Linked DNA regions of Homo sapiens: region 2 is linked to region 1. A link is a loop called in an ENCODE intact Hi-C map of the cell type or tissue named here. Cell type or tissue: psoas muscle. All regions are shown on one strand. Each heading gives the region's core, and the rest is flanking DNA. Links, peaks and the distances in the headings are about the cores only.

Region 1 (10,867 bases), core at 1,010-5,009:
CTGGGCCAGGGGCAGTCATCAATTTTGAATTTTTTTCGGCTGAGCACTTAGGTAAGGGCTGCTGATCTGGAGAATGAATCAGGGGCAAGGACTGAGAGAGCTGCAGAGGAGAGAGGGTAGCAGCCTGACTAGGATAGGGTCAGTGGGAGGCAAGGGAATGAATTTGGAAAATGTTTAGGAGGTAGAATCAATTAGTTGCGCTCCTCTCCAAAACCCTCACGGTAGAGTGGGGTCTTGGTTGCTACTCCATTTCCCCTGTCTAGTTCAGTGCCTGGCATAGAGCAGGGGCTCAAAAACACCCCATGGGGGTGCAGTGGCTCACACCTGTAGTCCCAGCACTTTGGGAGGCCGAGGCGGGCGGATCATGAGATCAGGAGTTCGAGACCATCCTGGCTAACACAGTGAAACCCTGTCTCTACTAAATATACAAAAAATTAGCCAGGCTTGGTGGCAGGCGCCTGTAGTCCCAGCTACTAGGGAGGCTGAGGCAGGATAATGGCATGAACCCGGGAGGCGGAGCTTGCAGTGAGCCGAGATCGTGCCACTGCACTCCAGCCTGGGCGACAGAGTGAGACTCTGTCTCAAAAAACAAAACAAACAAGAAAAACACCCCATGGGTGAATGGATGAAAAGTCATCGTTCCACCTTGTATTGTAATATCTCCTCCACCAGATTATGAAATCCATACCGACACAGTCTGTGTCTCATAACCTTGGCTTCCCTTTCCAGGGGCCTAGAACAGCACTTTGCATGAAGTTCAATACTCAGTGTAAACATGTAAAGATTCACTGGGCTGTATGCTTTTTTCACTGCATTGTGTACACCTCAATGTATATTGTTTATCTCAAAAAAGCAAATAAGCAAGCAAGCAAGAAAAGGCCGCTCAGGTGAGCCCCAAATGCAGGTAAGTCTTGATTTGTGGCTCTGACTGCCATCCTGGGAAGTTTTCCCTGTGTCCTGTTAGGGAGCAGAATTTACACACAGATACCCAGAGGTAACCACTATTTTGATCTCCATCACCATAGATGAGTGGAATCCGCTGCGAGCTATGCCTGGCTCTTCTCATTCAACAGTATGCCTGTGAAATTCAATCCACACGGCTACTGTATATATCAGTACTTCATTCTTTTTCATTGCTGCCTGGTAGTCCCTTGTGTGGAAATACTACAATTTATCTGTCCATGTTCCCGTGGATAGACATTCAGGATGTTTCCAGTTTGGGGCCATTATGAATAATGCTACGAGTATCTTCGTGCTTGTCTTTGGTGGACATAAGCACTTCTTTCTTTTTTTTTTTTTTTTTTGTTTGAGATGGAGTCTCGCTCTTTCGCCCAGGCTGGAGTGCAGTGGCACGATCTTGGCTCACTGCAAGCTCCGCCTCCTGGGTTCAGGCCATTCTCCTGCCTCAGCCTTCTGAGTAGCTGGGACTACAGGCACTCGCCATCACGCCCGGCTAATTTTTTTTGTATTTTTTTAGTAGAGACGGGGTTTCACTGTGTGAGGATGGTCTCGATCTCCTGACCTCGTGATCTGCCTGCCTCGGCCTCCCAAAGTGCTGGGATTACAGGCATGAGCCACCGCGCCCGGCCAAGCACTTATTTCTATTGGGAATACCCAAGACTAGGGATGGCTAAGTTTTGGGAAGTGAATGTTTAACCTGATGGGAAACTGCCAAGCAGTTCTCCACACCTGAGAGCTGGGCTCTCATCTCGCCCTTTTTCTGCTAATCATTGATAATAAAATTCATCTGGAGGAATGTGTGAATGCTACAGGTTTCCAGGGCCTCCCATGGAATTGTGTATCTGTTGGAGTGCACGAATCTATTTTGTCATTGCTATTGAGACAGGGTCTTACTCTGTCGCCCAGGAGTGCAGTGGTGTGATCTGGGCTCACTGCAGCTTTGACCTCCCAGGCCCAAGTGATCCTCCTACCTCAGCTTCCCAAGTAGCTGGGACTACAGGAGTGTGCCACCTTGCTTGCTAATTTTCCTGTAGAGACAGGGTCTCACTATGTTGCCCAGGCTGGTCTCGAACTCCTGGGCTCAAGAGATCCTCCTGCTTCAGCCTTCCAAAGTGCTGGGATTACAGATATGAGTCACTGTGCCCAGCCGAAGAATCTGTTTTTAAAATATTTCTGCTAGGCAAGTTTTGGAAATAGTGGGTGGAGCTGTGGTTCTCAAATCCTGGAGGATTAAAAAAATTCCTACTCTGGAGGCTGGGCGCGGTGGCTCAGGCCTGTAATCCCAGCACTTTGGGAGGCCGAGGCAGGTGGATCACTTGAGGCCAGGAGTTCGAGACCAGCTTGGCCAACATGGCAAAACTCATCTCTACTAAAAATACAAAAATTAGCTAGGCATCATGGTGCAGGCCAGTAATCCCAGCTACTAGGGTGGCTTGAACCTGGGAGACAGAGGTTGCAGTAAGCCGAGATTGTGCCACAGTGCTACTACAGCCTGAGTGACAGAGCTAGACTCTGTCTCAGAAAAAAAAAAAAAAAAGGATTCCTATTCTGGTCCATTTCCAGATATTCTGATTTAATTGGTGTCTGTAAAGGCTACTTGGAGGATTCTCATAACCACACAGGAGTTGGAACCACTGGATAAAGGAGGGTGGAAAGGCGAAGGCTCTGGTGTGGTGTGTCTCAGCCAGCTATTGCTGCAGAACCACCCCACCCCACAAAGCAGAGTGGCTTGAGCACTATTTTCTTGTCTCTCTGGTTCTGAGAGTGGACTGGGCTCTGCCCGGCAGTCCTGCTGGTCTTGCTTGCTGTAAGTGTGGCTGCATGGTAGCTGGGTGAGGTCACTGGAGGCTGGACTGAGACAGGGCTGGCTGGACCTTCGTCCTTTCCTTGCAGCCTCAGAGCCTCTCCTTTCCCCATGGCTTCCCCTTCTGCTCTGCGTGCAGCACCTCAGTGTTCCCCAGAGCAAAGAAGCAGAAGTACCCATCCTCCTTAATGCCAGGCCTGGCACTCGACCGCATGCCATTAGTCAGCACACGGCACAGGATGTCCCAGACTCGAGGTGGGGGGCCCACAGAGGCGTCAGCCCCAGGAGACGTGGTTCACTGGGGCCACCATTGAGACTAGCTACCATAAATAGTAGCCATGTCATACGAGTATTGTGAGGACTAAAGAAATTTATATATGTGACGTGCTTAGAACAGTCCCTGAAACACGGTGTGAGCTCAAGAACTATCAGCATGTATTAGTATGCCTATAACCCCTATGCCAGGGGTTGGCAGATTTTTTCTGTAAAGGGCCAGATACTAAATATTTTAGCCTTGTCAGGCCATATGGTCTCTGTCGAAACTACTCAGCTTTGATATTGTCAAGTGCAAGCATCCATAGACATTACATAATGAAGGGGCGCAGCTGTGTTACAATCAAACTTTATTTAAGTAGTAAGTGGCGGGCTGGATTAGGCTGTTTCTTGGGTCCCCTCTTTTCCTGTTGCTCGGGCCTCCCTCTCCTGGACAGTCTCTCTGAAATGTTGGTCTCCCTGTCCCAGACAGCACCTGTCAGCATTCAAGAATTCACAACCATCGAGCACTGACAGTGTGCCAGGCTGTGTGCCGTGTGCTGGGCATTCGTCACGTCGAATCTCACTAAGTCCAGCTGTCATCATTTGAAATTAGCTCTGGCAGCGCTGGTGGTGTCTGATGGGAGTCCTTAGTGCCCACCCCCCATCATCCATCAATCCCCTGAAAGCCACCCCAAATAAATATATACTTTGTTAATGTAGCTTCAAGAAAAATCTCCTAACCCCTTTCCAGTTGCCACCCCAGAATTAGTATTATCCTCAGCTTACAGATGAGAAAACTGAGGCACGGACAAGGCAAGTATTCAAGGTCATACAACAGTAAATGGTAAGCCTGGGATTCAGACATGGGCAGTATCTTCGTGAGCACTGCTCTACACAACCTCCAGCCCAGGGAGCTGCACGTGGCCCTGACAGCATCGGGGGCTGGGCCCCACCCTTCCCTGGAAGCAAGACCACAAGATCTCGGAGGCCCTTTCCAGCTGTGACGCCATGAGGCTTTTCTACAGCAGGCACCAAATGACAATAGTCTCCAGATGTGCACTAGGAGAGAATGTAGTGCACTTGACACAGAAAGTCCACCAGAAGGGCAAGTTGGACATGTTATTTAAATTTTAAGTCTGTGACCACTTTGACATAGTGATTCCACTTCTAGAAAGATAGGTTGTAAAATTGCTCACACAGGTACACAGATATTATGTACAAGGATGTTCATTCCATCATTGTTCTTAATAGCAAAAATTGGAGATACTCCAATTGTCTATCATTAGAGGATCGGATGAATAAATTATGGCTCTTTGATACAGGGGAGTACCATGGGGCTAGTTGTTAAAGACTGAGATAGTGTTGACGTGGCCATCCATCTCAAAATATGGTGAAGTGAAAAGCTGTTGGAGAAATGGTGTGCATTGTAGTAGCTCATCCTTGTTTTAAGAGTGTGTGTGTTAGCAATATTCACAGTTAGTGTTTACATGGAGAAGGTCAGGGGCACATACACCTAACCGTTCATTGCAGTTAACCCTGGGAGGTGAAAGAATGGGGACTCACACTTAAGCTAGAGATTTATATCATGTTTAAAATTTTTAATAAAAGCTTTTGTTTTCTTACTAATATAGAGAAAATCATATAATGAAGGTGGATGTATCCATTACCCAGCTTCCATATCAACTCAGGACAAGTCTTGTTTCAACCATACTCCCTCATCTACTGTGTGTGTCTGTAAAAGATAAGAACTATTTTCAAAAAGTAGCCACAATACCATTATCATACCTAAAAAAACAATAATTCTTTAATATCATTAAATGCCCAGTGAGTGATTTCCAGTTATCTCCTAAAAACAGAAATTATTTTTGTAATAAGAAAAAAAAGGCTGAAAAAGATAAAATTGTCAATCCAAAGAGCAGATTAGTACAAGTTTCCTGGAGCTTTGTTTAGTGATACTTATCAAGAGCCTTAACAATGTGCTTACCTTTTGCCCTAGTAATCCCAACCTGTGAATTTATTCTAAGAAGAAAAAAGAACATTGAAGAGGTATACAAACATTGTTCACTAGAGTGTGCAGTGTCTGTTACAGAGAAGTTGTTTGAAAACTATTTGTTGAGGCCAGATGTGGTGGCTTACATCTGTAATACTAGTACTTTGGGAGACTGAGGCAGGAGGATTGCTTGAGGCCAGGAGTTCCAGACCAGCCTGAGCAACATAGCAATACCCCATCTCTACAAAAACATTTTTTAAAAATTAGCCAGGCATGGTGGCTCATGCCCATAATTCTAACTACTTGGGAGGCCAAGACAGGAGGGTTGCTTGAACCTAGGATTTCAAGGCTATAGTGAGCTGTGATCACATCACTAAAACTCCAGCCTGGATGACAGAGCAAGACCCTATCTCAAAAGAAAAAAAAACAAACCACAATTTTTTTTGAATTTGAAGTTGAGCTCCTGCTGTGGTTTGCAGCTTTGTTTGTAAAAGAAAAGCTGAAAGTCATGGAAGTGTGTGACATTAGGGTACTGGCTAAATAAATGAGGGCAGATCCATAAAATGAAACATTGTTCTGTCATGTAAAATCAGATTCTAATAATACACATAGATAACCACCGCTTCCAAGAGGCAGAACTTCATCCTCATCCTCTAATGGACTATGGAAAGAAGAAAAACAGTCCTTTTACAGTGAAGAAACTCAGCAGATGCTCCCTCAACATCGCTGGTGGTAAGTCTTGTGGCTACTGGGTACCCCCTGATACAATGACAGGGGCACCTCACCTCTGTGATCTTTTACCCAAAAACTAATAACCTCAGTCTCATGAGAAAAACATCAGACAAACTCAGATGAGGGGCATTCTACAAAATACGTGAGCAGCACTCTTCGAATGTGTCAAGGTCGTGAAAAACAAGAAAAGACTCAGAACTGTTAGGGACCAGAGGAGCCTCAGGAGATGACGGAGACTGAATGCCATGTGGGATGCCGGATGAGATCATGGAACAGAAAAAGGGCATTAGTGGGAAACTGGCGAAATCCTAATAGAGTCTGTCGTCCAGCTAATAATGTTTTACTAATGTTAACTTTTTAGTTTTGACAAATGTAGCATGATTATGTAAGATGTTCACATTAGGGGAAGGTGGGGGAAGAGTATGGGAACTTTGTGGAACTTTGCTGTAAATCTAAAATCACTAAACAAAAATTATTCAAAAAATCAGGGTGTAGATATTTATTAGTATAGAAATGTATTCACAACATATTAAGGGGAAAGTATGTATGGCCTCACATAGTTTTTGCTGAATGAGACCGTATTTGTAAAAACTCTAATAACAAGGTGTATGTCTACATGAATGTGTATATATGCACATGTAGGCTGGGCACGGTGGCTCATGCCTGTAATCCCAGCACTTTGGGAGGCCAGGGTGGGCGGATCACCTGAGGTTAGGAGTTCGAGACCAGCCTGGCCAACATGGTGAAACCCCATCTCTACTAAAGATACAAAAAAATTAGCCAGGCATGGCGGTGTGCGCCTATAATCCCAGCTACTCGGGGGGCTGAGGTAGGACAATCTCTTGAACCGGGGAGGTAGAGGTTGCAGTGAGCTGAGATGGCGCCACTGCACTCCAGCCTGGGTGACAGAGCAAGACTTCATCTTAAAAAATTATATATATATATATATATATATATATATATATGTATATATATATAATGTACATGTGCATACACACAGGGACACAGGGCTGCATATGTATGCGTATGTGCGTATCTAGCCATTCATGAACAATGTTTGTGTACTTTTTAAATTTTTTTTTTCTTAGGATAAATTCATGGGTTGGGATTGCTAAGTCAAAAGATAAACACATTGGTAAGGCTCTTGATAAGTATCACTAAACAAAGAGCCAAGAAAGTTGTAGTAATCTGCTCTCTGGATTGACATGTTTTTCTTTTTCAGGACATGCAGGGAAGCATGTAGTTCCAGGGTTGCACACTCAGAGGCCTCTAGGGCCAGGCAGGTGGCAGCAGTGGCCTCAGTGATCTGGGGTGTCCATGCTCCTACAACAGGCAGCAGCTCCATGGCCTCGGTCGTAGCCGTCTGTCCTACAGGATTTGGGCCTGGTCGTGATCGATCTTTTAATTTTCCAAAAGAAATCAGAAATCGAGGTTGTTACACAAATTGTCAGGGCCTACTCAGCTGTGGGGAGGGGGCCTTCAGGGTCCCACAGCCAAGAAGAAGAGGCCTGGGACTCAAGAGGCAGGCAACACAGGCCACAGGCTGGGCTGTCCCTGCCCTGGCCCCACCATCTGCACCAAGCCTGGAGGACGGCCAGCTGGCCGGGGCAGGGAGAGGCGGCAGCTCTTCCGGCCTGCGTGCCTGCGTGTGGCCAGGCTGGGGAGTGGAGGTTTGCTCAGAGTCCACAGGAATGGGGGCTGACACTTCTAGTTCACCATATCACTTCAGGGGCTGTGACTCGTGGGTGTGTGTAAGAGTCATTGATATATCATCTCCTTATGTGTCTGTGTCTGTGCATGTCCAGAGGGTGGTCTGGCTATCTCTGAGGGTGTTTCTGGGAATGACCATGTTATGTGTCTACATGCATGTTGGCCTGTTTATCTGGGGGTCTGACCTGCATCTCTGACTTGTGAATATGTGTGTGAATTGTACAGATGCATCCATCTTTGCATGTCATATGATCTGTGAGATGATGGTACATATTTATGTGTGTTTGTGGGCAACTGGGCTATCTGGCTGGCCCCACTGCATATATATCTGGGCTTCTATGTGATTGTCTGTGAGTGTCATTGTGTGTGTGTATTCTGTCTGATTGAGCTGTATATGTTTGCATGTCTGTTTTATATATGCAGGTCCATGTGTCCATATCTATGTGCATGTTTGGGCTTGGCAAGTTGCCTCATACCTATAATCCCAGCACTTTGGGAGGCTGAGGCAGGAGGATCGCTTGAGGCCAGGAGTTTGAGACCAACCCGGACAGCATGGTGAGACCTCATCTCTACAAAAAAATTAAAAATTAGCTGGGCATGGTGGCACACACCTGTAGGCCCAGCTACTTGAAAGACTGAGGCGGGGGGATCGCTTGAGCCCAGGAAATTGAGGCTGCAGTGAGCTAGGATGGCATGACTGCACTCCAGGCTGGGCGACAGAGTGAGAACTTGTCTCTAAAAATAAAATAAAAATAATAAATAGAATAAGGTAAGTGCAGTCTGTGCCTATGCCTCTGCACAAGTGCGTGTCAGCATGCATAGTTGTGTGTTGTGTCCGGCTGAGTAGGCACATGTGCATGCGTGTGAGTGTTGGATGCTGGGGCAGTCAGGGTTCGAGTCACTGACAGTCAGCACCCACTCCTCACTTCCTCATGCCTGGTTCCTACAGGTCCCCACAAGAAGCATGTAGGGCCCAAGCACCCCCTGCCACCTCTGAACCCCAAGCACAGGCACGAGAAGGTAAGGGTGGCCGACTGCAGGGCCCAGGCTTGGAGGACCCTGGAGCCGACTCCTGGTGCATGTACCACGACTGCCAGCCTGCCTTGGCCTGGCTCCTGGGAAACACTTGCCCTTGGCCAACTGGAGAGCTGTCGATTTGGGACACAGCCCCACAGTGGCCACCACTTTATCCCACCCTCAAATACTTCCTAAGGCCATTTGTTGCTAGGAGACGGGTACAGGCAGCCTGCTTTGATGGCTCTCTAGACACAGGCTCCAGGGACAGGAAGCCTGTCTGGCCCCTTTCCTATGAAGTGGCTGGGGAGACTGGGGGTGGGCATCGGGGATGAAGGATAGACGGGGCAGCTTGGACAGAGTAAGCAGCAGGAAGTCTCAGAGCCTTAGGAGCAGAGGGGCCCTGGTACCCCTTGGTCAGGATGCTGAGCCCAGAGAGGGCAAGATCCTGACTTAGGTCACACAGCAACAATCCCCGGCAGAACTAGCATTCCTTTTGGAGAAATTCAGAGTTCATGGCCCCAGGAGTCATTCATTCACTCATGCATGCATTCATTCATTCATTCATTCATTCATTCATTCATTCAGCAATTACATATTAAGCATCTACTATACGCCAGGCCCACTACTAAGCCCCGGCATACAGCAGTGGAAAAGACGGAGGCAATCCTCACCTCACAAAGCTGATACTCTCGTCAGAGAGACAGAAAACAAGTGAAGTTAAGATCACGTCACTTTGTGCTAAGGGCTAGTAAATAAAATTACACCATGTAGAACATTGGAGTCGCTCTGTCCAAATGGTGGCCACTAGCCCCATGTGGCTATATGAGTTTCAAGTAATTGGAGTAATTGAAAATTAAGAGTCCAGTTCTTCCATTGCAGTAGCCGCATTTCAGGGGCTTGTTAGCCACACGGGGCCGGTAGCTTCTGACAGAGGCTGGTGACAGTGGACAAAGAGCACTTCCATCACAGAAGGAGCTGCCGGACAGGGCTGGTGTGGGGAGTGGACAGAAGGCTGGGGGCCAGATGGCCGAGGACAGCGACATCTAGGCTGTCCTGCTGAGAAGGGGCGGCCACATGGTGATGCACCCGGGGGACAGGACAGCAGGTGCAATGCTGGCCAGGTGGGGATGTGCTTGGTGTGTTCAAGGGACAGAAAGGACAGAGGCAGTGAGGGGAGAGGAGAGAGAGGTGGGGTTGGGGAGGTCAGCGGGGGTCTCTGGGGCCTGGGTAAGGAGTTTCTGCTTTATGTGGAGGGCGTCAGGAAGCCATGGGGGGAGGGGTTAAGCAGGAGAGTGGCATGGTTTTAACAATATATGGAGAATGGATTTGTGGGGGCAAGAGTGGAAGGAAGGAGCCCTAGGGAGGAGGCTGTTGTGTCACAGAGAGGAAGGTGACTGAGACCTGGGTGATATGGGAGTGGGGGTTGGGCAACAGCCATCATAGCCCAAGCCTCAGGGTTATGGATCCAGCTGTGCCTGAAGCTACGGCTTGCTTGACACCCCCTCTACCTCCTTCCTCCTCTTGGTTGCTGGGCACTGACTTGAACACCCCTCATTACTACCACCCACCTATCCCCTCCCTCACAAAACCCCCGACTGTCTCTCCTCCTATCCCTGTGCGGAGCACTCAGACGGGACCTAGGCTTCCCTCAGTGCCCTGGGTCCAGTTTCTTTTGCCGGGCTTTGCCCCTCTCATCGCATCCCAGGGTTGATAAGCTAGCCCTGTCTAGTCACATTGAGGTCCTGGGAAAATACCTTAGGCCACCTGGTGTTTCACTGACTTTCCCCACCAGGACGCTTTCCTGGAGCTGTGAGCAGGATGCAGGAGGAATCAGCTGGCTCTGGGTCTGGGGGGTGGGAGTGACTAAAAGAGAAGGCTCAGCTTCAGTTGCAAAGTCCCCCAGAGGGACTTTGGTTTGTTTACGGGAAGAACTTCCCCTCTATAAAAGGGCCGATGTCATCCTTGTGCATTCGTGCATTCACAGTGGAGGGGATCCCCTAGGACCCTAAAAATGAGGTGGAAAGCCTTCTCCCTAGGGCAGGCGTCCAGAGGCCGGCTCTGCTTCTCAAACGCTGGGCACTCATTCCTCCTCAGGATCTTTGCAGCTGCAGTTCCCTCTGCCTGGAATGCTGTTCCCCTAAGACCCCAGGTGGCGTCTCCATCTGGCTGCCAAGTCTCCTCCTGAGCGATTATGCGGATTACCTGATGAGCACGGCTTCCTCCTTGGAAGCACCTTGTTTTGTCTCCGGTACTAGAACGCCAGCTCCACAAGGGCAGGGCGGTTGTTGATCTTGTTTTTCTCTGTCCCCTCCTGTCTGACACTATGCCTGGCATATGGTGGATGTTCCCAGGAGGTTTCTGGAATGAGCAGATGTCTGGGGTGAGTGTGGGCAGGTGGC
Region 2 (10,246 bases), core at 694-4,693, 180 kb before region 1:
GGGCCGTGGCCACTGAGGGAGGAGCCGAGAGAAGAGGTTGGGGGCGGGGTTCCAACTCCACGTCCGCCACTGCAAAGCTCAGGTGGCCTCGGGAGGCGGTCATCATGTCTGCCTCCGGCTCCTGCATGGGGAGGTGGGGGTGGCGCCTGCCTTGGAGAGCGACTGAGGCTTGGGCAAGGGCTCCAAGCTCACAGGAGGGTTCATAATGGAAGCTCTGTCATCTGCTGTGCAATTAACTTCAAAACCTAAAAGCCCAGTAACCCATGCCCCACCCCGCTTTTTATTTTATTTTATTTTTATTTTTTATTTTTTTTGAGTCAGAGTTTGGCTCTTGTTGCCCAGGCTGGAGTGCAATGGCATGATCTTGGCTCACCACAACCTCCGCCTCCCGGGTTCAAGCGATTCTTCTGCCTCAGCCTCTGGAGTAGCTGGGATTACAGGCACCCACCACCATGCCTGGCTAATATTTGTATTTTTAGTAGAGACAGGGTTTTAGCATGTTGGCCAGGCTGGTCTTGAACTCCTGACTTCGTGATCCGCCCACCTTGGCCTCCCAAAGTGCTGGGATTACAGGCGTGAGCCACTGCACCTGGCCCCCCGGGTTTTTTTTTTTGTAAGCAAATTTACTTTATTTCCTCCTGCCTCGATTCTTGGTAATTTTTTGGGTCAAATTTATTAATCAAACATTGTCCTGATTTAAAATCATGCAGTGAAGCTTAGGAGCAACCAGTGTCTTCCACGAGTTTAAGGAAGGTTTTTCTTTCTTCTTGGCGTCTTGACAACAGCTTGAGGGAGGGTGTGGGAAGCGCACAGGCCCCATACCCATACCCGACAGAGGGCCGAGCCCAGCCCCGACAGCTTCCCTTCCTTGCTGGGACACAGCTCCTTTCAGCAGTTCAGGGGCCAAGCCTGCTGCCCCAAGGGTGTGGATTCCAGCTCTGCCTGCACAGCTCCTGCTGGTGCCAAAGCCGTGTCACCCCTGGTTGGCCCCGTGACCAGGGCTCGAGGGATTGTGCTGTGGTGTCTGAGTGTTTTGTTTTGGTTTTCTTCAGCAAAGTGAAGGTGCTTTTTAAGTTCACCAAGGTGGACAGTCGACCCAAAGAGGACACACAGAAGCTGCTGAGCATCCTGGGTGCGTCCGAGGAGGACAATGTCAAGCTGCTGAAGTTCTGGATGACTGGCCTGAGCAAGACCTACAAGTCACACCTCATGTCCACGGTCCGCAGCCCCACAGCCTCGGAGTCTCGGAACTGACCCGTCACACACACCTGCCTAAAGACAGGGATGGCTGTCCACAGGATCCTCCAGCCCCGTGAGAGGGACTGTCCCTTGAGTTTCTCAACTGCTGGAAGGAGCTGTGTCCCAGCAAGGAAGGGAAACCATCAGGGCTGGGCTCGGCCCTGTCAGGTTTGGGGCCTGTGTGCTTCCCAGACTCTCCCTCCAGCCGTTGGAATCGCTGAAGATGGCAATGAAAGGCGGAGGGATGATGGGCTCTCTCTGTGTTCAAACTCCTTGGAGAGACGACTAGGAGGACAGCTTGCCTCCCAGGCCCCTTGTGGACTTAGACTCAAAACCCGCAGGAGAAACAGGTCCGACTCAGTATGCAGTCGCAATAACATGTCTGCTCCCGAGGTTAACATTCAAGCGTTTCTACTTTGAAATTCAGCAAGAGTTTCTGGGCCTTATGTTTGAGGGTACCTTTTGCTGCAGTTGTGAATATTCAGTACATTGCCAGCTCTTGGTCACTGAGTGATTGAGTTAGGGCTCCGCAAGAGACTTTGGGGAGTGAAGTGGATCTCTTCCTCATCTTTTGGTCCTCTGAAATGTGTGTTCTGAAGCCATGGGGCTCGTCTTCTGGGGTGTTCCCCTGCAGGTGCTGGTGAAGGTAACCTGGGGCTTAATGATGGAGTCCCTGATCATTTTTGCACAAGACAGGTTGCTGAGGGGTCGGCAAGCATCTGACTTGCCCAATCCCCTGGATATGGTGAGCCCCGCCATGCTTTTATTCTGTATCGCTTTTGTCTTTATTGCTGCTTTCAACATTTACGTTTGGTTACAGTTAACTATTTTCGGAGTGTGGTGATTGAAGACAATTTCATCATCCCACTGTACTTTTTTTTTTGAGAGGGAGTTTCACTCTTGTTGCCCAGGCTGGAGTGCAATGGCACGATCTTGGCTCACTGCAACCTCTGCCTCCTGGGTTCAAGCAATTCTCCTGCCTCAGCCTCCAGAGTAGCTGGAACTACAGGTGCCCGCCACTATGCCCAGCTAATTTTTGTATTTTTTAGTAGAGACGGGGTTTCACCGTGTTGGCCGGGCTGGTCTCAAACTCCTGACCTCAGGTGATCCACCCACCTCAGCCTCCCAAAGTGCTGGGATTACAAGCGTGAGCCACTGTGCCTGGCCCTTTTTTTTTTTTTTTTTTTTTTTTTTAAAGAGATGGCATCTTGCTATGTCGTCCAGGCTGGTCTTGAACTCCTGAGTTCAAGCAGTCCTCCTGCTTCAACATACAGCTACAGGTACCCCCCACTATACATTTTTAATAAGGATTCATGGCTCAGAGGGATTTTCTGATGGTTTTGCTGATTTGTTTCTAGTTTTTTTGTGTTTATATTTAACATGAAGACCAAGTTTATATAACTAGGTATCTGTATAATGCAACAACATTGGAACACAATAAAGATGTATTTTTGTAAATTGTTACTACATGGTTTTATTGGTTTGATGCCTACTATTTATTTGCGCTCAGGCACAGGAAATACTATGGTTAAAAAATACCAGTGAGTCAGCCGGGCGCAGTGGCTCATGCCTGTAATCTCAGCACTTTGGGAGGCTGAGGCAGGCGGATCACGAGGTCAGGAGATCGACACCATCCTGGCTAATACGGTGAAACCCTGTCTGTACTAAAAATATAAAAAATTAGCCAGGCATGGTGACAGATGCCTGTAGTCCCAGCTACTCAGGAAGCTGAGGCAGGAGAATCACTTGAACCCGGGAGGCAGAGGTTGCAGTGAGCCAAGATCACACCACTGCACTCCAGCCTGGGCAACAGAGTGAGACTCCATCTCAAAAAACAAAACAAAATACCAGTGAGTGGCCAATTCGCACAGTTAAGCTGCTATAATGATCGTAGACAATCTTCTCCAAGTTAGTCGTTGGAGTTGGTGTTGGAGAGAAGCAAACACTCATTTATCCCAAGGACATCTGTTGAGTACCTATGCCCATGTGCTTTTCATTTTGTTCAGCATTAGAAATGGCTCATCCCTTAATAATGATGATATTTAAAAGACATGTCCATCTGAGAGGAAGATGGCTGGAATCACCCTGGGTGACCGTGGCAATCCCTAAAACAGCAGGTTCACGGTTTAGTCATCTACCTCGAGTGGGAGGGGACCCCCTGGCCAATGTGGGTCAAGGGAGAGATGACCACCCACTGTCCTCCCCGGCTTCGGGTACAGATTCCTGTCTTTCTCTCGTGCATGGCATTCCTGGGAACGTGGTTCTATGCTCAGTTTTTGCCAGTTGTCTGCCAGTCTAGTGGCTGAATCCACTTGGCAAGTAGGAGCCCAGTGTAAGTTAGCTCTGCATTCACTTCAGGGGCATGTGTGACCTGGATTTCCCATGTCTAACAGAGCTTGCTGGCGAGGGGGCAGGCAAGGCCCTATGCCGACTGGTGGTTTTGTTTTTGTTTTTGTTTTTTGAGACAGAGTCTTGCTCCGTTGCCAGGCTGTAGTGCAGTGGTGTGATCTCGGCTCACTGCAAGCTCCGACTCCCTGGTTCAAGCAATTCAGCCTCAGCCTCCCGAGTAACTGGGATTACAGGTACATGCCACCACACCCGGCTAATTTTTGTATTTTTAGTAGAGATGGGGTTTCATCATGTTGGCCAGACTGGTCTCGAACTCCTGACCTCGTGATCCGCCCGCCTCGGCCTCCTAAAGTGCTGGAATTAGAGGGGTGAGCCACCGCACCCAGCTGCCAACTGGTGTTTCTAGGCAGCTGTGGGCTTTTTCTCCCCACAGGCATGCAGTTCTTGAAGATTTTTCCTATTGGTCATGAGTGCAGAAGAGCAGGAGGCTGAGCTGAACCTATGCCAGCCCAAGACCAGGCCAGACTCTGCTGTCCTTGTGAGGGAATAGGGGTTCCTGATTTTGTAGCTTTTCACAAAATGGAAGAGACAGAAAACAAGTTCCAGATCTTGAACCTTCCCCATGTGTTTGAAGGCAGTCAAGGGTTTCCTGATTTTACATTCAAGATACTTACACTCAGGGCCGGGCATGGTGGCTCACGCCTGTAATCCCAGCACTTTGGGAGGCCGAGGCAGGAGGATCACCTGAGCCCAGGAGTTTGATACCAGCCTGGCCAACATGGTGAAACCCCGTCTCTACTAAAAATACAAAAAAAAAAATTAGCCAGGCTGGTGGTGTACGCCTGTAGTCCCAGCTACTCAGGAGGCTGAGGCAGGAGAATCACTTGAGCTCTTATATATTGTGGAAATTAACCCCTTATCTGATAATATAGTTTGTATAAGCTTTTAAAAAATAAATTGTATATATTTAAGGTATACGACATGATGTTAATGACATACACACACATATTAAAATGGTTATTATAGCCAGGCACTGTGGCTCACACCTGTAATCCCAGCACTTTGGGAGGCCAAGGTGGGCGGATCACCTGAGGTCAGGTGTTCGAGACCAGCCTGGCCAACATGGTGAACTCCCATCTCTACTAAAAGTACAAAAATTAGCTAGGCGTGGTGTCAGGCACCTGTAATCCCAGCTGCTCAGGAGGCTGAGGCAGGAGAATCGCTTGAACCAGGGAGGTGGAGGTTGCAGTGAGCTGAGATGGCCCCATGGCACTCCTGTCTGGGCAGCAAAGCGAGACTCTGTCTCAAAAAATAAAAAATAAACACAAACGGCCAGGCACGGTGGCTCACACCTGTAATCCCAGCACTTTGGGAGGCCAAGGTGGGCGGATCACCTGATGTGAGGTGTTCGAGACCAGCCTGGCCAACATGGTGAAACCCCGTCTCCACTAAACATACAAAAATTAGCCGGGCGTGGTGGTGGGTGCCTGTAATCCCAGCTACTCTGGAGGCTGAGGCAGGAGAATTGCTTGAATCTGGGAGACGGAGGTTGCCGTGAGCCAAGATCACGTCACTGCTGACAGAGCAAGACTCCATCTGAAAAATAAATGAATAAAAAACTAGGCCGGGCACGGTGGCTCACGCCTGTAATCCCAGCACTTTGGGAGGCCGAGGAGGGCAGATAGTGAGGTCAGGAGATCGAGACCATCCTGGCTAACATAGTGAAACCCCATCTCTACTAAAAATACGAAAAATTAGCTGGGCGTGGTGGCGGGCACCTGTAGTCCCAGCTACTTGGGAGGCTGAGGCAGGAGAATGGCGTGAACCTGGGAGGCAGAGCTTGCAAAGTGAGCTGAGATCGCACCACTGCACTCCAGCCTGGGCAACAGAGCAAGACTCCGTCTCAAATAAATAAATAAATAAATAAACTAATAACTAAATGTTGTAACACAAAAGAGGATAAATGCTTAAGGTGATGGATATCCTGTTTACCCTGATGTGATTATTACAAATTGCATGTCTGTACCAAAATATCTCATGTACCCGATAAATATATATACCTACTATATACCGACAAAGTTAAAAATAGAAACTGGAAGACAAAAAATAAATAAAAATCAAATAAAGCTTCTCATTTTGTTGTCTGCCTTTGGTAGATTTCCAGCCCTGAAGTGGCTGTTTTTGAAAACTGTTTTCCCCCAGTTTTATTTTTGTTTATCCCTCTCTGGAGGGATTTGAGTCCTTCTTTATACCTCCACAACTCCAAGTCCCTCCTCTCATTATCGTTTTAGATGAGGAAAGTGAAGCTCAGAAGAGATGAATCAATTTGCCCTAGACCATGCAGCTAGGAAGCCTGGGAGCCAGCACTAAACTCAAGTGTTCTTTTTCTTTGTTAAGAATTTTATTCGCCAGGCACGGTGGCTCACACCTGTAATTCCAGCACTTTGGGAGGCCGAGGCAGGCTGATCACGAGGTCAGGCGATCGAGACCATCCTAGCTAACACGATGAAACCCCGTCTCTACTAAAAATACAAAAACAAAAATTTAGCCGATGTGGTGGTGTGCATTTGTAGTCCCAGCTACTTGGGAGGCTGAGGCAGGAGAATTGCTTGAACCCAGGAGGTGAAGGTTGCAGTGAGCCGAGATCGTGCCACTGCACTCCAGACTGGGCGACAGAGCGAGACTTCATCTCAAAAAAAAAAAAAAGAAGGCCGGGTGCGGTGGCTCACGCCTGTAATCCCAGCACTTTGGGAGGCCGAGGCAGGTGGATCACGAGGTCAGGAGTTCGAGACCAGCACGGCCAAGATGGTGAAACCCCATCTCTACTAAAAATACAAAAATTAGCCGGGTGTGGTGGTGGGCGCCTGTAATCCCAGCTGCTCGGGAGGCTGACGCAGAGACTCACTTGAACCCCGGAGGCAGAGGTTGCAGTGAGCCGAGATCGCACCACTGCACACCAGCCTGGGCGAAAGAACGAGGCTCCGTCTTAAAAAAAAAAAAAAGAATTTTATTGACATAATCACTGACATACATTTTTAGTTATTTACACCATACAATTTGACATATGTATATACCTGTGAAACCACCACAGTCAACCCGATAAGCACACATCCATCACTCCACTTCCTTGTGGCTTTGTTGGCCTCCAGGCTACACTGGTCTGCTTTCCCTCAATCTAGTTTGCATTTTCTAGAATTTTATGTAAATGGAATCATACAGTATGTACTCTTTTTGTCTGGCTTTTCCCACTCAATATTAATGAAATTCATCCACGTCGTAGCACATGTGAGTACTGTTTTTTTTTTTTTTTGGTGGGGGGGGGATAGGGTCTTGCTGTGTCACCCAGGCTGGAGTGCAATGGCATGATCTTGGCTCACTGCAACCTTAGTCTCCAGAGCTCAAGCGATTCTCCCACCTCAGCCTCCCGAGTAGCTGGGATCACAGGCACGTCAGCGCACTCAGCTAATTTTTGTATTTTTTGGTAGAGACAGTGTTTCACCATGTTGGCCAAGCTGGTTTCGAATTCCCGAACTCAAGCTGTCCTCCTGCCTCAGCCTCCCAAAGTTCTGGGATAACAGGCATGAACCACCGTGCCAGGCCACTTCATTCTATTTTATTGCTAAATAGCATTCCCTTGTACAGATATACAAAAGCTTATTTACCTGTTTACCTGCTGACGCCTTTTTGGGTTGTTCTAGGCACATACGCCTGCCAGGACACGTGCTTGTGTTAATGGATCCCGCCCTTTCTCCTAGGAGTGGGATAGCTGGATCATATGGAAGGTGCAAGTTTAATATTTTAATAAACTTTTAATTTAGAATAATTTGCTTTACAGAAAAGTTTCGAATATAGAACAGAGAGATCCATTTACCCCCACGCAGCTTCCTTTGTTAACCTTTTACATTCCTTTCATACATTTGTCAAAGCTAAGAAACTGACATTGGTACAATGCGATTAAGCTCCAGACTTTATTTGGCTCTCACCAGTTTTTCCGTGAATGTCTTCTTTCGGTTCCAGGATCCAGCCCAGACCACCACATTGCCCCGTTTCCCTATGCCCCCGGCCCAGTGCCCTCGGCTGCCTTAGTCTCTTCCTCTGTTTATGCTTAAAGCAGGGCAGGCCTTCCAACAACGCCGGCTGGAAAAAACCTCTTGGGCTAGGAAAAAACCTCTGGGCCGACACCGCCTCCAGTATGCTGGGTTCCAATGCTGCCTCCAGCTGTGTTGATTCCCTGATTATCTGTGTTCCCAGGTCATTCCCCAGCCCAGCCTAGCTGCTCCCGAGAAGACAGTGAAGGTGTGACCCCACATTTCCAGAGCAGCTCTGCTGTGCTCCATGCGAGGAAAGCCGGGGTTGCTGTGGCTTCTAGCGCGGAGAGCGGTCTCTGGCCTGGGCAGGTGACGGGTGTGCTAGGGCCCGTGGCCCGCGGGTGTGCAGGTGCTGCCTGGTGGCGCGGGCTTGGGGACGTGGCTTGGCACGTGGTGGGAGGTGGAACCTGGAGGGCGTGGCCGAGCGCCTGGCTGGAAGGAAAATGGGGGGCACAGCCTGGCGTTGGGGGGTGGAGGGTGTCTGTGGCAGGGGGCGTGGCCTGGCGCGTGGAGGGAGGCGTGGTCACCTGTTGAGGGTTGGGGGCGGGCTGATGGGAGGCGTGGGTTCAGCTTGGTGCGTGACAGTTGTGGGGGCATGGCGCGGCCTAGCGCGTGGCCCTCGGGGGCTGAGGGCGTGACCTTGCACGTGGCCGTTGGTGGGGCGTGACGGGGGCGTGGCCTGGCGTGTGGCCATGGGTGCTGGGCGTGGCCTGGCACGTGGCCTGGCACGTGGCCGTTGGCGCTGCGTGACGGGGGCGTGGCCTGGTGCGTGGCAATTGGCAGGACGTGATAGGGCGTGGCCTGGCGCGTGGCCATGGGGGGCTGGGCGTGGCCTGGCACATGGCCGCTGGCGGCGCGTGACGGGGGCGTGGCCTGGCGGTCTAGGGCTGGGGGCGCGCAGACTCCGCTGCGGCGGCGTGGCTGTGGGTCCCGGATTAGCGGCGGCATGGGACGGTTGAGTTGGCAGGTGGCGGCCGCGGCGGCTGTGGGCCTGGCTCTGACTCTGGAGGCGCTGCCTTGGGTGCTGCGCTGGCTGCGGTCCAGGCGGCGGCGGCCGCGGCGCGAGGCGCTGTTCTTCCCGTCTCAGGTGACCTGTACCGAGGCCCTGCTGCGGGCTCCGGGCGCGGAGCTGGCCGAGCTCCCCGAGGGCTGCCCGTGCGGCCTGCCCCACGGCGAGAGCGCGCTAAGCCGCCTGCTGCGTGCCCTGCTGGCCGCCCGCGCCAGCCTGGATCTCTGCCTGTTCGCCTTCTCCAGCCCGCAGCTGGGCCGCGCCGTGCAGTTGCTGCACCAGCGTGGGGTGCGAGTGCGGGTCGTCACCGACTGCGACTACATGGCCCTCAACGGCTCGCAAATCGGTCTGCTGCGCAAGGCAGGTAGGCCCGGCGGGGTCCAAGCGGAGAAGGCCGGCTTGGCCCACGCGGGGTCCTAGGCGCAAAGGTGGACACTTAGGGGAGGGGGTCTGGGGACGGGCTGAGGCCTCATTTACTTTCCTCGTGGCCTTGTGGGGTCGGGGTGGTGTAACGCGGAGAAAGCAGAGCCCCCACAGAAGGTCTAGCCGGCTGCGTGGGCATAAGCGAGCCGGACCCTCGGTGCCTCCGCGGTGGGGGCGGTTCTCTCAGTGAACTGTCCCGGCATGCTGGAAGCAGGTGGGCCTGCGTGTGCCGGGTTAGAGGCGGAGCAGATTCCCCTAGCAACTCCTCGGGCGCCGCCGGCGGAGTTTTCGTGACTGCTGCAGCCCGGGCCCGCCCTCCTACGCTGCCGGAGATCCCCGGACGGCCTCTGGTAACCTGGATCCTGGTGGCAGGGGAGCTGGACGCCAGGGTTGTGCTTGGACTTCCAGACTGAAGGGCTCTGGGGAGAGGCGGCCACCTGCTGCCCAGTGAATCTCAGGCCACTGGGCTCTGGGAGACCTGAACATGTTCTAGAAAGCAGCGCCAGGACATTCGGTTGTTTTCCCAGCTGCAAAAGGAGGGGAACACATATTTCTGGCGGGGGCGCCTCTCTCATGGGGTGGGGACAGAAGGGACCAGGAAATGTGAATAATTGGGATCCTTGTCCCACCTGAGGATTCTCAGTCCATCCTGGCCCAGTTCGGCGGCCCAGCCTGCTGTTGCCTTTTGTGTATCTGCACTCACAGACTCTTGGGCCTGTCTCTGTCTCCATCACTCAGGCACCCAGAAAGTCACGCCTGCACGTGCAACGGTTGGATCTGATAATACTGGTGGTCGCAGTGACCGAGAGATGTGTGGAGCCCTGGGAATTGTCCAGGCTGGGCAGTGGTCACCGCCGCGCTGTTCCTTCTGCACAGCCATAGCCTCTTGTTGACTTGGGCCTCAGAGCAGCCTCTCCAGAGTCAGCCAGGGTCCCTCCCTGCTCTGGGTGGTGTGGGGCATGTTGCACGCCATGTGGGAGCAGAGTGGGGCACGTGGTTTTCATATTGAGGATGTCTCCTTCTCTTTGGGGCAGCCACAAGAGCTGTCCTCCCATGTGTTGGTCATTTTAACGGGAGGTTTGGGGACCTCCAGGCATGCACAGTACAGTTCTGTTTGAGTTGCTTTTACAGTCGTAGA

The links. A loop is a pair of places that touch in the nucleus more often than their neighbours do. Peaks named below come from ENCODE experiments on the same cell type or tissue, not always from the same donor. Only the 100,000 strongest peaks of a DNase experiment are listed, where the experiment ranks them.
Region 2: it touches region 1 in a loop (1.8-fold over the local background); 8 of 110 quality-filtered maps call a loop at or near these places.

Annotation. Positions count from the first base shown.
Region 1 is chr17:17,028,787-17,039,653 of GRCh38, reverse strand. LOC124903938 (a long non-coding RNA gene) reads left to right here. Exons shown (of 3, transcript XR_007065644.1): 3 at 1-311. Among named protein-coding and RNA genes, the nearest start is that of MPRIP, 8.2 kb to the left of the region's middle. RefSeq lists enhancers at 2,995-3,054, 9,716-10,290. In psoas muscle, for the core only: no CTCF peak of the experiment used is centred there; DNase peaks (open chromatin) are centred at 2,973 and 3,553; H3K27ac peaks cover 3,196 bases.
Region 2 is chr17:17,204,663-17,214,908 of GRCh38, reverse strand. FLCN (folliculin) reads left to right here. Exons shown (of 14, transcript NM_144997.7): 14 at 1,053-2,697. The coding sequence ends at 1,254. It overlaps PLD6 (phospholipase D family member 6), which reads left to right and starts at 8,576. Exons shown (of 2, transcript NM_178836.4): 1 at 8,576-9,049. The coding sequence starts at 8,623. RefSeq lists silencers at 8,268-8,317, 8,358-8,607, 8,728-8,777, 8,798-8,917 and enhancers at 7,543-8,382, 9,438-9,557. In psoas muscle, for the core only: no CTCF peak of the experiment used is centred there; DNase peaks (open chromatin) are centred at 2,804 and 3,949; H3K27ac peaks cover 2,429 bases.